Linked DNA regions of Homo sapiens: region 1 is linked to region 2. Evidence: chromatin loops called from intact Hi-C (ENCODE). Cell type or tissue: Caco-2. All regions are shown on one strand. Each heading gives the region's core, and the rest is flanking DNA. Links, peaks and the distances in the headings are about the cores only.

Evidence for each region. A loop is a pair of places that touch in the nucleus more often than their neighbours do. Peaks named below come from ENCODE experiments on the same cell type or tissue, not always from the same donor. Only the 100,000 strongest peaks of a DNase experiment are listed, where the experiment ranks them.
Region 1: it touches region 2 in a loop (19-fold over the local background); 11 of 110 quality-filtered maps call a loop at or near these places.

What each region holds. Positions count from the first base shown.
Region 1 is chr13:38,967,187-38,975,525 of GRCh38, reverse strand. It overlaps STOML3 (stomatin like 3), which reads left to right. Exons shown (of 7, transcript NM_145286.3): 4 at 2,932-3,014; 5 at 5,138-5,341; 6 at 6,992-7,126. Among named protein-coding and RNA genes, the nearest start is that of STOML3, 19 kb to the left of the region's middle. In Caco-2, for the core only: a CTCF peak has its summit at 4,669; no DNase peak of the experiment used is centred there.
Region 2 is chr13:39,611,508-39,619,846 of GRCh38, reverse strand. No RefSeq gene overlaps it. Among named protein-coding and RNA genes, the nearest start is that of LHFPL6, 12 kb to the right of the region's middle. In Caco-2, for the core only: CTCF peaks have their summits at 3,561 (motif pointing right) and 7,614 (motif pointing right); DNase peaks (open chromatin) are centred at 3,556 and 7,636.

The DNA.
Region 1 (8,339 bases), core at 294-8,293, 640 kb after region 2:
TTTGAATAAATTGTTCTCTCTGCGACTGGAAGGTCTCGGGGTAGGAACTTTCCTGAGCACCACGATGCTCTATGTGCTTTGCCCTTGGCCATAAGCCATGGATCTGTTAATATATAAAAAAATTATGGGAAACTTCAAGAGGAGAAGCTTGTGAAGGAGGCTTCTTGGCTTTCCTTCTTTTTTTTGTTTTTCTTTTTTTTTTTCTGAGACAGAGTCTCGCTCTGTCGCCCAGGCTGGAGTGCAGTGGCGTGATCTCGGCTCACTGCAACCTCTGCCTTCCAGGTTCAAGTGATTTTCTCACCTTAGCCTCCCGAGTAGCTGGGATTACAGGCACCCACTATCATAAGCGGCTAATTTTTGTAGAGATGGGGTTTCACCATGTTGGCCTGACTGGTCTTGAACTCCTGACCTCAGGTGATCCGCCCGTCTCGACCTCTCAAAGTGCTGGGATTACAAGCATGAGCCACCACGCCCAGCAGCCATTTCAAGTATAATCTTACTTGTCTAATTTCATAAAGGACCTAAGAAAAAGAAGGTAAAAACTACTTATAGATGTTCTTGTGAGTTTGGCAAAGCAAGAGTCATTCAACTGAGGTATAACAGCCCAGGATTAACTTCCTCCTGGTTGTGTTCCACCTGGTGGGGCTAAGATTATAAGTTAAAATAAAATTGGATCCAAGAGAAGCAGAACAGACAGAACTTGGAGGCCTCTAGAGAAAAATATACCATTTTTAAATGAATTTTCCCCTAAGATTTCACTATTAAATGTCTCAGGATAACAACTCTCGTCATACGTGTCTCTGGGGTTAATGAGTTACCTCAGCATGTCATAAGGACAAGAGGGAAACAAGCCAAATTGCTAATGGAAAACCTCTCCACTTTCATAAATTGTAAATTATTCTTGAATAATAACTGACACTTCATGAGCATTTAATACATACCTGGCACTGTATTTAGTACTTTATTTCATCATGATGTTGAATCATGCTTAATCTTCACTACCAGCTTATATATATTAGGTAACCGAAGTGTTAGGTGAGTTTTCCCTGGTCACAAGGCTACTAGGTAGTAGGTTGGGACTTAACTCTGTCTAGTTCTCAGGTCCATGATCTTAACCACAGTGACCTGGCACCAAAAATGGAAGTAAGGTTTAGAGGCCAAAAGAAAGAAAGCACTTCACCAAACACTGTGTAAAGGGGTGGTGATACTGCCACCCCTTTACACGGTGTTTGGCCCCAGAACTGGTTTCTGCTGTGAAAACAAAAACAATAATGCAAAGCCTTTTTGATTAATGGAAATATATTAGTGTCCCCATCTTGCTGACATTCCTTGTGGTTCTAATCTTTGTAGCTCTCACAGTAAAGAACAACATTCACCAGGTTAATGTTAAGAGTTCCCAGGGTCCTTAAATGAACTTTCTTATGCCCATCCTTCCCTGACCCAGCTCCAACTTAATGCCTCACAAATCAGAAAGAAGTAGATGTGTTTACAGCAGGAGAATGCTATTGTACATGAATTAGATCATGGCTGTGGATAAACTATTAACTCTGGAATACATTGATTTAGAGGAATGTGAGACCCTGGGAAGATTTTAATTCAATAATCCTTCATTACTATTTAAATTGACTGAGAATGTTGGCAGTCACTGATATTCAAAGCCAAATCTATTACTTGAATCTGTTACATAAGTATCTTTATTATAAGAAAACTACTTTCCAAAATATTTTATTTTTTTGGTGCAGTATTTTAGAGCAAATACAGAATACCAGATCATGTCATTTTTCCTCTAAACACTTTAGTCTGTATATCTAGCTGATAAGAACTTTATTAACACCATGCTGCTTTGGTCTGAGTATTTGTGTCCCCCCAAAATTCATAGGTTGAACCCAATCAGCAGTGTAATGATATTAGGAGGTGAGGACCCTGGGAGGTAATTAGATCATAAGGGAATCACCCTCACGAGTGGAATTAGTGGCCTTGTAAAGGAAGTCTCAGGGAGCTGTCATGTCCCTCCCAGGACACCACATGACCATCTATAAATCTGGAAATGGGCCCTCACAAGACACTGCATCTATGAGCATCTTGATCTTGGACTTCCCAGGCTGCAGAACTATATGAAATAAACTTCTGTTGTTTATAAGCCACCCAGTTTATGGTATTTTGTTACAGCAGCCTGAACAGACTAAGACATATGCCATTATCACAACCAGTACAATGAACAAGAACACCTTAATTTTTTTTTTTTGACAGAGTTTTGCTTTTGTTGCCCAGGCTGGAGTGCAGTGGCACGATCTTGGCTCACTGCAACCTTTGCCTCCTGGGTTCAAGCAATTCTTCTGCTTCAGCCTCCCGAGTAGCTGGGATTACAGGCATGTGTGACCATGCCCAGATAATTTTTTTTTTTTTTTTTTTTTTTTTTTTTTTTTTTTAGTAGAGACGGGGCTTCACCATGTTGGCCAGGCTGGTCTTGAACTCCTGACCTCAGGTGATCTGCCTGCCTCGGCCTCCCAGAGTGCTGGGATTACAGGCGTGAGCCACCGCGCCCAGCCTTAACATCTTTTAATATGCATTCTGTGTTCAAATTTTCCACTTGTCCCAAAGATGCTTTTCACAATTGGTCAGAATATTATTTTTAGTTAATGTCCAATTAAACACTTGGATAGAAGTAGATTGTTTTAAAAATAAAAACCAAAAATTAAATGTCAGGGATCTTTAGCTTCTTACCAAAAGACTTCACTTCGCAGGCAATTACTTTTCTTTAGTCACTGACCTAGAGGATGAAATCATTTTCCTCAGAGTTTCATGTGTGCATATTGAGGATCATCTGAGAAACATGTATCGCCCCATGTAAATGATGCACTATGCTGCTATGAGACTACTTGTAGTTATTTTCAACAGAGCAACATTTTAAACTGATTTTTTCTCTCATAGGTTTGATCCTGGTCCTGCCATGCATAGATGTGTTTGTCAAAGTTGACCTCCGAACAGTTACTTGCAACATTCCTCCACAAGAGGTAGTACTGATTAAGGATATGTCACTCGAAATTAAACTTGTATTTTCTCTATTATAAGGACAATTACAATTTTATAGTTCACTTTTAAACTATAGGAGGGAAGATGAGCTGAGTACCCGCAGAGACCTGCTTGAATTGCCCTTCCTTGGTGGCTCCCAAAACTACAAAGAATGTGTTTTGCCAAATGAGAATGAAGCCAAGAGCAAGGGCTGAATTGCTAGAAGACTTAGAATGGCCTGGTGTGAGAAAGCCTGACAGCAGAGATCTAGTTAGCAGGGAAGCTGGGATGGAGAATGACAGAGCAGAGGCTTGGAAGAGACAGACAGTCACTGTATGAAGGAGCTGAATTGAATCTGACAGAGGGCAGATGGAAGGCAGTGGCTGGTTTTGATACCACCCTCTCTATCACCTTCTCAGAATTTTTTGTAATATCCACATGAGTCACATTTGCTTCTGACTTTAAATTATTTCTGTGTTTGGATGCAATAGAGGGGGCAGGCATAAGGACAGAGGAGAGGCTGTACAGGGCCCACTTGTGTTTGTATTTTGCGTAAGTCTTTTTTTTGTTTGTTTGTTTTTTTCTTTTGAGACAGAGTTTCACTCTTGTCGCCCAGGCTGGAGTGCAGTGGTGCAATCTCGGCTCATTGCAACCTCTACCTCCCGGGTTCAAGTGATTCTCCTGCCTCAGCCTCCCAAGTAGCTGGGATTACAGGTGCCTGTCACCACGCCCAGCTAATTTTTGTATTTTTAGTGGAGACAGGGTTTCACCATGTTGGCCAGACTGGTCTCTCGAACTCCTGACCTCAGGTAATCTGCCTGCTTCGGCCTCCCAAAGTGCAGGCATAAAAGGCCTGAGCCACTGCACCCAGCCCACATAAGTCTTTTAATTCTTGAAGTACTACAAGTAAATAACCAAAATAGTAACTCAGCAATAGGGAAGAGGAATAGAGTTACCAATTATCATATCACCCTCTCATAACCAAAGTGGTTCAGGTTAGAGGAAGAGAAATTCAGGACCTACGATATGGGAGGGCAATGGTGATAAGAAGACGAAAATCAACATTTATAAATATATGTTAATTTTCTTCTGTCTGGTTCAGGAAACTCAACCAGGACTCAAACATGATGTCTTCATGTCACTTAGGAACTGCAGAATACTTACTTTTGAATTCAGCCCCAGGTCAGACATGGTGGCTCACGCCTGTAATCATAGCACTTTGAGAGGCTGAGGCAGGAGGATTACTTAAGGTCAGGAGTTCAAGACCAGCCTGGCCAACATGGCGAAACCTCATCTCTACTAAAAATACAAAAATTAGCTGGGCATGGTGGCATGCACCTGTAATCCCAGCTACTCAGGAGACTGAGGCAGGAGAGTCACTTGCACCTGGGAGACGGAGGTTGCAGTGAGCAGAGATTGCGCCACTGCAGTCCAGCCTGGGTGACGGAGCCAAACTCCATCTCAAAAAAAAAAAAGAAAGAATTCAGCTGCAGTCAGGAGAGGTTGGGATGCTTAGTGACCTACAGTAGGGACTTTTCTAGCTCTGTAATGGACAGTTCTAGGTTCTGCTTCCATAGTATACCCAGAAATCTCTCATTTGCTCCAAAACATCCTGTCACATTATTCAGAATGATTGATGCTGAGCCTCTCCATAGAGCGAAATCGATTTTTCTTTACATGGTCTCTGGTGCCATCTATGTTTTCTAAGAATCACTGCTTCAAGTCTGATAAAAACTGAAAAGAAAAAAGAGTACAGGTATCAGGGAAACAAGTGTTCTACTTCTGCTTAGAAGACTGAAGATAATAGAATGACACAAGGGCTGTACTGTTAACATTTAAAATGGAAGGGCCTGTTCTTAGCATGTCAAGTCAAGGGTTTCTGCCTATAGGATGTAAAAGCTTCTTAAAGATGAAGTCACAGGGGTAGGTATGATGACATCTTTAGAGGAATTGCGTATCAGCTGGGAAGATATTCTATCCAAGCCAGGACAGGTTTTAGGTGACTGTAGCATGAGTTGTCGTTACTGCTCTCCTTCTGTGGAGGATGGCTCTTGGGCTGGCTGTCACTTTGTCAGTAGTGGTGAAAGTCATAAATAAGTGATTTTGCCCTGTTCTTACTCCACAGATCCTCACCAGAGACTCCGTAACTACTCAGGTAGATGGAGTTGTCTATTACAGAATCTATAGTGCTGTCTCAGCAGTGGCTAATGTCAACGATGTCCATCAAGCAACATTTCTGCTGGCTCAAACCACTCTGAGAAATGTCTTAGGGACACAGACCTTGTCCCAGATCTTAGCTGGACGAGAAGAGATCGCCCATAGCATCCAGGTAAAGACACCATGAACTAATAGCCTGTATCTTTAACTTGTTAATTTTAATTATCAGTGATTATTAAATGTCAGCAGTTCAAAGCATCCCCCACCACATGCATGCTTGCACACACTCACACACAGACAACTGCTCTAGAGGTGAGCTTCAGTTGTGATTTCACTTACCTGTTACTGCAAGAAATATATTTAAATATCTGAGTGCAAGAAAGCAGTTGCTGAAAATGTGCTCCTTATCCATTTTCTTTGGAATTCAAACTTATGAATTAACGTCTTACAAGTATAGTCTTTTTTGAAGAAGTTAGAGATCAGATTTATTTTTAGGTTAGATTATTCCAGAAGTGCAGCCATTTCTCAGGTAGCCTATATATTTAAATAAAGTGTGAAAGTTAAATTCAATTGAGACAGCATAGACCTATCATCTCTAGAAATTCTTACACCATGCCACCAATATCACTAATAACATTAATAGTAATGATAATTATGATATCAATAAAGAGGTAACAGCTATCGATCTCATCTCTCACACACACGAGTTTATGGACAAGAATACTTCTGTATTTTCTTAGATGAATTACATTTGGGTTCTGAGCTTCCTTTCTGTAAGTCAATTATATAAAGAAATTCAGCTTTGGTTCTTCTTGGCCTCTCCTCTAGTCCCTACAGTAGAGGAAAGGTCCCAAGCTTTTATAAGGCAGTAGGAGTTCTGCATGATAATTCTCCATATTGTTTATATGTGCCCCACGAATTTAACAACTCAAAGGTATCCCATCCACAGCCAGGTCACTGACTTCTTGTGAGGTCTCAGTATCTCAGGTGTCATATCCTGCAGGGATCACAGAAAGGCAAGGGAGGGATCACTGCCCCCACCTCTTTAGGGGAGCTATCCTTTTGATCCTACCATTTCTCAAGACACTCATCTTCTCCAGGATGACCAGCAAGATATCTTCAATGGTTTTAAGCTTTTACGAAAGACAAGAGTATCTTTGACTTTAGGCTGCTTCTGCCTTGAAAAATATGCCTTGCTTCTTTAAAGCTGGCCATAGAGCAGAAGTTAAACAGAGCGAGATAAATAATATCTCAAAAAGGACCCAATAATAATATGCATTGAGTCATTGCTGGGTACTGAGAGATATCTTATATGTATTGTCTCCATATCTAATAACAGTCCTGAAAGAAAACCTTTTATAGGTAAGAAAACTGAGAGCCAGATAAGTTAAGAAACTGTCCCTATGATTCACAACTGCAAATGGCAGAGCCAAAGCAAAATCCAGGTCTGTCTGAGAAACCCGTTCATTGCTGCCTGCTTGATACCAGGTACAAGCACATTTGGGATATTTTCTCAAATCTAGATGGATCTCATATACCTCCTTGGGATTGGTTTTGGGGTAGATCCTGCTGATAGACACCCACTAAAAGGTCTGCCAGATTTAATTCCTGAATTCTTAAAGAGATTCACTTTAAATTCCAAAAAATGATCAATAAGAATATTAACTCTTATTCTCTTCCTAAATTGTCTCACTCCAAATGCTGTAAATGCAAAAGAAAAAGAAAAAAAAGAAAAATGTATCTTGAAAGTATAAAACATATCAGAAACATACATCATATCACCTGTCTTTCTTATTAGTCTTCCCTTTTAATTTGGAAACAGACTTTACTTGATGATGCCACCGAACTGTGGGGGATCCGGGTGGCCCGAGTGGAAATCAAAGATGTTCGGATTCCCGTGCAGTTGCAGAGATCCATGGCAGCCGAGGCTGAGGCCACCCGGGAAGCGAGAGCCAAGGTAAGTGTTGTGCAGTTCACACATGGAGGGAGAACTGCCTAGTGTTGGGGCCAACAAGGATAGGACTTGAACAGAAGATTGGGTCTGTCAATTATTTGCATGAGAAAGGGGTTTCTTTTCACAGTTTTACTGAGAATTTTCCCTGAATTAAAAGGTAACCAGCAGCTTACTGTACCTTGAGGAAGTTTGGTAGCAGGTCTTGGGTTAAGAGGATGCTCAGTAACGTACTGAGCAACTTAGCCAAGTAGGTCCCAACTCTAGCCGCATATCAGTGTTCCCTGGGGAGAATTTAACAAAACAAAACAAAATACCAATTTCCAAGCCTTACTTCAAACCCAGGCTTGAAGCAGTCTTGAGTGGGCTAAGAAACCTCTATTTTCATAAAGCTGGTGACTTAGATGTAGCCAACATGGAACCTGTCTTTTGCGCATTGTTGTTCTTGTATATTAAACGTTGCTGGAATAAAAGGGGGCAATTAAATACAATCCAGGTAAGAATTACAAAATGTAAGTGCACCCTGGCTCTGAATGTCCTTGAAATCTGTTGAGATTCTGACTTTCATGCCTGTGTGGATAACTTTCCTGAAGTATCAGAAATCTACTGGGATCCCAAGCCTTTGTGTATCCTCTTTGGAAACTTACTTGTTAGCTGATGAAGGTGTTTCTTTGACTCAAATCTGGTTTATCTGCTAAGCTCCAGCAGCTTCCAGGAAGGGACTCGGCAATGATAGAAGAGAGATCACTTTTGCACACAGGCAGATGGCCACAGATGAGGCAGCTGAATCACTCCTGGACAGTCTGAGAGCTATAAAGAGTGATGTACTTAAGAGATTGCCAGTGTTACAAGGCTGGCACTTATTGCTGCTTGTAATCAAGAGCCAAGAGAACTAGAAACAATTCTCGGTTTGTAAGAATGACACCAAAGTGGCAACAGAATGAACTTAAAAACATCTAAGATAACTAAAAATGATAAAAACATCAGTTAGAGGCCTTAAATTTCAGACTTCTCTGGAAATGAATGCAGCAAGTAGTGAGGCTCCAAAGTGCTTCCAGGCATTATTAGGGTAGATGCCAAGTATTCATTTGTATTCAAGAGAGTACTTTTATTTTTGTTTGATGATAAAATCTAGGGACCTACGATTTGTACAATATCCCTCCTTGCTTCCTGCAACCTCCTTGAATTTCTCTAATTATGTTAGGAAGTGAAACTTATC
Region 2 (8,339 bases), core at 41-8,040:
AATCAACCTGCTGAATTATTCATCTGGCAATTCAGAGATTTCTTCTTGGTTTGGATTCATTGCTGGGAAGCTAGTGTGGTGTTCTGGGAGTGTTCTAGAACCGTGTTTTGTCATATTACCAGAATTACTTTCCTGAGTCCTTCCCATTTGGGTAGACTATTTCAGTGAAAAAAATCTAGAACTCAAGCGCTTCTGTTCAGATTCTTTTGTCCTGCAGAGTGATCCCTTGATGTGGTGCACTACCCCTTCCCCTAGGGATGGGGCTTCCTGAGAGCCAGACTGCAGTGATTGTTATTGCTCTTTTGGGTCTAGCCACCCAGTGGGCTCCAGGCTGGTCCTGGAGAATTTCTGCAAAAAGTCTTGTGATGTGATCCATCTTCAGATCTCCCAGCTATAGATACTAGCACCAGCACCTGCTTTGGTGGAGGTGGCAGGGGGGTGAAATAGACTGTGTGAGAGTCCTTGGTTGTAGATATGTTTAATGTGCTGGCTTTCTTGAATGCTGATTATGCTAGCAGAGAAGTTGTCATGTGAAGAGACTCAGGACCTCTGGTTAGCCAGGATGTTGCAGGCAATGGAATTAGCTTCTTCTTCCTCGGAGCAAGGTTATTCTGTCGTGACTTGCTGTGATATCCTGAGTTGGTTGGTCTCCAGCCAGGAGGTGGTGCTTTAAAGAGCACCAGCTGCCATAGTAGAAGGGGGACGTAAGCTTGCCCTAAGTTGGCCAGGATCAGTATTTAGGTTTCTCAGGCAATGGGCAGGGCCATAAAGCTCCCAAGGGTTTATGTCTCTTGTCATTGCCTACCAGGGTGGGTAGAGAAATGCCATCAGGTGGGGACAGGGTTAGGCGGGTCTGAGCTCAGACTATTTTTGGGTGGGTCTTGCTGTGGCCACTGTGGGGGATGGGGGGGGTGATTCTCAGGCCAATGGGGTTATGTTCTAGAGGGAATTATGGCTGCCTCTTTCACCAGGGAAGTGGGGGAAAGCTGGTAGCAATAGGCCTCACCCAGCTTCCACACAGTTGGTGATGCTGGTCTCACTTTGGGTGTGCCCTGCTAACAGCTCTGAGTTTATCTCCAGGAAGCCTGAGTGCAGGACTCAGACCTTGCCCCAGGCTATAAGCTTCTCTGCTGAAAAAGCAAGCATGGCTTTCAGGCTTTGCCCCTCACCCCTCCCCATCTCCCCACACTGTCAGCTATGTCTTCTGCTCTTCTTTCTGCAGCAGTTCCCATTTACTACCCAGATTCTGCTCAACACTTTGTGCACAGCCGAAATTATTACAAAGTTCAGTTGGAAGTTTATTTTACCCTGTGACCTCCTCTCAAATTCTGCTGGCTGCCTTCCCTGAGGGCCCCCGTGAGATATAGTCAAGGATGGCTCCTCTGGGCTTGAGTTGGAGGCTGGGAGTTCCTACATGGCTCTTTCCACTACTGCTTCTGCTTTTATATTCATGCTAAATCTGTTTTGGCTCTAGGTAAGGTTAAATCCTTCTCCCACAATCTGGATTTTCAGGTTCCCCAGTGGGGATGTGTGTTTGGAGGCAGGTTTGCCCCTCCTCTCACACTTTGGGAACTCACAGCTTTTCACCTGTCTCATGGAATTTGCAGTGGCCTGCTACTTCTTTCAAAGGATCTGTGAATTGTTTTGGTTTTCCTGGTACTTTTCTGTGGTGGTTCCTGGAGCAAAAGTCCATGGCGTGAGTCTCCACATGTTCTGTCTTTCCAAATGGGAGCTGCACGTTAGCCCTGTCTCCGATCCTCCATCTTCCTCCTCTCTCTTCTTTATTAGAATTTAAAGATAAGAAACTTGTTGTGAGGAGTAGAAAACATTTTGAAGATGATGCCAAGTCCTGTGGGTGAGTTCTGGCTTTGCATTTAACTCCTTGTATGACTTTTAGCCGGATAAAACTTCTCTGAGTTTGTTTTTTCATCTCTAGATGGAAATAATCCCATCTGGCCTGCCTCACATGGCTGTTGTGGAAGTTTACATGAGAAAAAAATATCTGAAAACACATTCTAATCTGTGCCATGTCCATCAATGTGAGGTGTAGGTGGGCATATTGGCTCATGCCTATAATCCAGCACTTTGGGAGGCTGAGGAGGGAGAATCTCTTGAGGCCAGAAGTTTGAGACCTGGGCAACATAGGGATGCCCAATCTCTATTAAAAAAAAAAAAAAAAAAAAGAAGTGAAGTGTTATCCACAAGAATGTCCAGCACAGAGAAAGACATAGAGCAAGTTCTTAATATACATATATTTTTTAAATTGTATCTTGGAATACTTGGAAATTTACGGAAAATTTGCAAAGATAATACGAAGAGTTCCCATACACCCCTCACTCAGTTTTAGTTTCCCCTAATGTTATCATTGTTATACAATGGTAAATATGTCCAAATGAAAAAAACCAACATTGATACAGGACTATTAACTAAATCCTATACTTTCACCAAACTGATATCCCAGTTTTTCTCCTAATGTCCTTTTTCAGCTCCAGGATCCCATGCAGAATACTATGCTGCATTTAATCCTCAGGTCTCTGTAGTCTCCTCTGCTCTGCAACAGTTTCTAAGTCATTCCTTGATTTTCATGATTTTGACAGTTTTGAGGAGTTCTGGTCAGGTATTTTGTAGGACAGCCCCCAATCCGGGTTGGTCTGTTGGAGTCATGGGATTTTGGAAGGAAAACCATGATGCTGAAGTGCCCTTTTTTCATATAATATCAGGTGTAGTTGGTGTCCATATGACATTATTGGCAATGCTCACCTGAGTCACTGGGTTAAGGTAGCATCTGCCAGCCTTCTCCACCGAAAAGTTACTATTTTTCCCTTTCCATACTCTAGTCTTTGTAAGTGAGTCATTCAGTGGAGTCTATCTTCAAGGGTTAGGGGGATAAATTCCACCTCTTTGGTGGAGTGGGAGATGGGGAAATATATACCTATATTATTTGGAATTCTTCTGTAAGGAAACAGTATTTTTTTTTTTTTTTTTTTTTTGAGATAGAGTTTCACTCTTGTGGCCCAGGCTGGAGTGCAATGGCACGATCTTGGCTCACTGCAAACTCCGCCTCCTGGGTTCAAGCAATTCTCCTGCCTCAGCTTCCTGAGTAGCTGGGATTACAGGTGCCCACCACCACACCCCGCTAATTTTTGTATTTTTAGTAGAGACGGGGTTTCATCATGTTAGTCAGTCAGGTCTCGAACTCCTGACCTCAGGTGATCCACCCACCTTGGCCTCTCAAAGTGCTGGGATTACGGGCATGAGCCACCATGCCCGGCCAGGAAACAGTATATTTTAAACCATCGAATAACAGGAACAATATTGATTGATATGAGGTTCAGTTTTTATTCTCTGCTTACTTAACTTCTGGTAAGAAAGCTAAGATTAACCTTTCAGACAATAGGCAGAGTGCAGGTGGGGGAATGAAGAGTCACTAAAGACCGAGAAAACCCACAAATTAGAGAATAAGCCTCTTTATGCCTGAGAGTTGACTGTCATTCCAGCTACCCCATTGCCAAAGAGCAGAGCTTCCTAATATGGGAAAGCATACTCCTGTGATAACAGCAGATGTCGCTATTGAGTAACGGCCGTGTAGCTTCTCCCTCACGGGGTCTTTGCCTAAATACTAAGCTCTTGCTGTAGACTGAAGAAGCAACATTCTATACCTATCATTTAAATTCTTCCCTGGAAGATATTTTAAAATTTAAATAAGAAACATAATATTTATTCAGTTTCTGCAAACTGATCAAAGTAAACACTGTGTGGGGGTTTCTATATCAATTCTAAAGTCTGATATAGACTATTTTAGTGGAAACATGGGTAAGTATTCCATTTAATTTATTGTTTTGTCAGTAGACTTTCTTAAACATTTGATACTCAGATGTATCTCTATTCTTGCAATGATAAATATGGACAACAATATGAAGAATTAGAAGGTCACGGATACTTTTGAGACAGTATGTTTTGTATTCTATCCACAAAACTCATTTTCAAAAATAATTGTTAGTTAGAATTGATATAAATCAGTTAGGGCTATTGATTGCATGTATGAGTTAATGTTATTTAAGAAGGATTTCAAGATTGTACTAATGAACCCAAAGTACTCTATGGAACCCAAAGTGCTTTCACATCTTAAAGTTACTTAGTAGGACCATCTGGGCCTCAAATTGTTGAGTCCAGTATTTTCTTTGTCTCTGCTAAGGTGGCTGCTAAACTGGATTGTCAAGATAGGCTCAGAAATAGGGAGGCAGAAAGAAAACAAAGTTAGAGTTGGACTTGATTAGAGCAAGAAAAATCTCACTTTTGGAGGCTTTTCTCTCAGAATTCTTTTTTATGTTTTATTTTTTATTTTTGAGACAGAGTCTTGCTCTTGTCGCCCAGGCTGGAGTGCAATCACGCGATCTCGGCTCACTGCAACCTCCACCTCCCAGGTTCAGGTGATTCTCCTGCCTCAGCCTCCCAAGTAGCTGGGATTACAGGTGCCTGCCATCACGCCAGGCTAATTTTGTTTGTATTTTTAGTAGAGATGGGGTTTCACCATGTTGGCCAGGCTGGTCCTGAACTCCTGACCTCAGGTGATCCATACACCTCGGCCTCCCAAAGTGCTGGGATTACAGGTGTGAGCCACCGTGACCAGCCCTCTCTCAGATTTCTTGAGCTCAGAGTAAACATATATTTCTATCACTTCTCCATTGTTTGATTTTCATTAAAATGTATCAAAGTATCAGACATCATGTCCATTGAGAAGTCTTTATTGGCCACCATTTTGTTCAAGATAGTAAGCTGATCAATACATCAAAATTAGGGTACTGTTTGATGTTTTTATTTCTATGAAAAACTTGGTCAGAATTTGTCTTTTCTTTGAAAATAAACTGTGGAAAACATAATAGATTGCATGTTGAATAATCATGTTTTTAAAAGAAGGTTCATATTAGTTTCATATAACAATTTATCTTAAAAGGGTAAGTCAGACATTTATTGTAAGTTTGACTGTGTTGGATTATTTCTTGCTAACTGATCCTAGAATAATAAAAGAGAAAACTTATTATTGATACAATAATAGCCACCATTTATTGAGCAGTTGCTACATGTCAGGCATGGCTTTAAGTATTTTACATATATTATCTTATTTAGTCTTTAGAATAACTCTATGGGCAGAGATTATTATCTCTACCTTGCCCATGAGCATATTGAGTTTTAGACACAGGCTAAGTGTATTAGTCCCTTTTCACACTGCTGATAAAGACATACCTGAGACTGGGCAATTTACAAAGAAAGAGGTTTAATTGGACTTATAGTTCCATGTGGCTGGGGAAGCCTCACAAACATGGCGGGAGACAAGGAGGAACAAGTCATGTCTTACATGAATGGCAGCAGGCAAAGAGAGAGCTTGTGCAGGTAAATTCTTGTTTTTAAAGCACCAGGTCTCATGAGACTCATTCACTATCACAAGAACAGCACAGGAAAGACCCACCCCCATAATTCAATCACCTCCCACCAGATTCTTCCTACAACGCATGGGAATTGTGGGAGTTACAAATCAAGATGAGATTTGGGTGGGGACACAGCCAAACCATATCACTAAGTAACTTACCTGAGATAAGAAAACCAGGGAGTGGCAATGCCCAAATCTGCCTCCTCTAAACTACACCTGGCCTTCCTCTCACAGGAGGTATTTCTATGGCTAAATCAAATTCAGATCAATCCTGTCTTGGTAGCAGCAAATCATTATGCTATTTCTGATGCTTCTACTTAAGTTTATTACATGTCAACACTTGAAGAAAATCTGAAAAAAGCACGTAGACAAAAAAATCTTTTCTTTTTAATATTAAACAGAAAAAAGCAATTGGAATTATGTTCATTGTACTATGTTATGTTTAGGGTCTTGACCTTAGCATGCTCCTGGCAAACCAATTGTCCCCTATAATTCATCTTAAAAGAGATTGTCAGACATTTACTGTAGATTTGAATGTATTGAACTGTTTTTAACTAAATAACTTCTAAGATGGCAGAATAGAAATTATGAAGAACCTGGGTAGGGAAATAAATGATTTAAAACTGATGGTTTGGATGAATTTAGTACATTTGGATGCCTGACATCAGATTGTTCATCGTTCTCCAGCACTGATTAGTACTGATTAGTGTAATGGAATTATTATTATGGCTTTAAAAAAATTAAAGAGTATTATTTTATCTAAGTAGTATATGAATAAGAAATGGGAGAAAAGTTAATCAGTGGCACAATGGTGCATTCATTCACCTATATCCCTGCTGTGGTTTGTTTAATCTTCAAAAAGTTTATCTCACGTAGCTAACATACTACAGCAAGAAATTTTCTGATACCAACCTGACTGGCTATTGGTAATTACTTTATCAGTCTCATTCCACAAACTTTATGTAAATCATTGCTATAGGCTGAATGTTTATAACCCTCACAACATTCAAACATTGAGACCTAACTCCCAATGTGACGGTATTCAGAGGCAGGGCCTTTGGGAGGTGGTCAGGTCATGAGGACAGAGCCCTCATAATGGGATTAGTGCCCTTATAAAAGAGATCCCAGAGAGCTCCCTCGCTCCTTCTGCCATGTGAGGACACCACAAGAGAAGACAGCTGTCTATGAACCAGGAAGCTGGCCCTCACCAGACCCTGAATCTGCCAGTGTCTTGATCTTGGACTTTCCAGCCTTTAGGACTGTAAGAAATATATTTCTGTGTTTAGAAGGCACCTGATTTATGGTATTCTGTTATATTGTGTTAAGTATTCTGTTACATATATTCATGGTATTCTGTTATGGTATTCTGCCGTTAAAAGTAATGGCAAAAACTGCAATTGCTTTTGCACCAACCTAACAGCAGCCCTAAGGAACTAAGACAACCATACAGCTTTGTTGGGAGCAGAGAACAGAAGGATGATCAGATTCCTCATTTTATACTGTTACTTGTCCAAAATCAAGCAACAATTTAACAGCTACATCAAACTCAGAAGTGGGTGTTCCTGACTTCTACCTTAGTGTTTAGATGTGGCATTGAGCTTCTTTTTGTGTCTCCCTCTTTTCTGTCTCTTTATATACAAAATTGCAAGTTAGGAGGCATCAATCAAACGCCGGATGTTTATTCTCGGTCTATTTAGCCAGACCCAAAGGCTTCTTTGAATCAAGGAAATCAGGCTTTTCCTCTCTTTGCTGCACCATAATTATTTGTTTTCTAAGTTATATCCAGGTTGAAATAAGACTTGCAATGTTTTCAGATCAAAAGCAGTGTAAGTAAAAACTTAAAACTGTGAAGTAAATACCTCTACATAATTTCTGATTGAGAATCATGACCATGAAAGAAATAATAGCCACATATACGAAAACAAAGGCAAAGGAAGAAATATAATTAAGCGACAGGGAGCTTATAGCAAAGATAGAACGTGGGCTTCTCCTGACTTAATGCCACTTTCAATATACCTATACTAAGCCAAGCCTGTGCCCATGTTAATGTGTTAAGAGTAGAGACATTTGAGATACTAATCAATTAACAGAAAAGTCAGACAAAATTAAGCTGAAATCTAACCTGTATCCCTACACCTAGAAGAGAAATTACTGAAGATTCAATCTCCTTTTTGCTGCATTTCTGCCACTAGGAGGCGCCTGGTATAAAGAAACAAGTACTTAACAGTCAGGAAAATTGCATTACAATCCAAGCACTGTCATTAATTCAAGCTCTACCAATTGCTAATATGAATAAAGGAACTGATTCATGTCATCTAAGGCAAATGATCATATATAATGGTGAATAATTTTATTAGATAAAGACACTGTTGAGAGTAAATAGGTTATAATAGACGTGATATTTGAGTCATAATTAGCATGTTGAAGATCCAGTCTCAGAATTTGAACTCAGGTTTCTGACTCCCCATGTAGTGTTCCTTCCGCTCCTGAAGGCAGTGCATTCTGATTATGATGGTCAGAAGCCCGTTCTGAGTCTTCTTGGAAAAGGTAGATCTCTCTGAAGGCAGCTGAGCAGTGTATTTTTATATGCTTTTCTTTAGACCAGGAGTTATGTGGGATTCTTATTTTAACATTTTGGCTCAACGTATCTCTTTAAGGCAATATAGAATTCATGCTAAATAGATGAAAATGTGTTGTTCTTAAAGAGGTTTCCTTTCTAATAATATACTTTAAATAAGATTACTTTATGTTTTTAAAAAGGAGACTGACATTTGAGCTAGTTAATTTTTTTAGAAAGGCACAAATCTAAACTCCCTTAGCAAGATAACTTTGTTCTTTAACTGGGGCAAGGGGTGGGGCTCAGAAAAACTCTTATAGTGCCTTTGGTCATGATCACCCCCAGAGGGTGAAC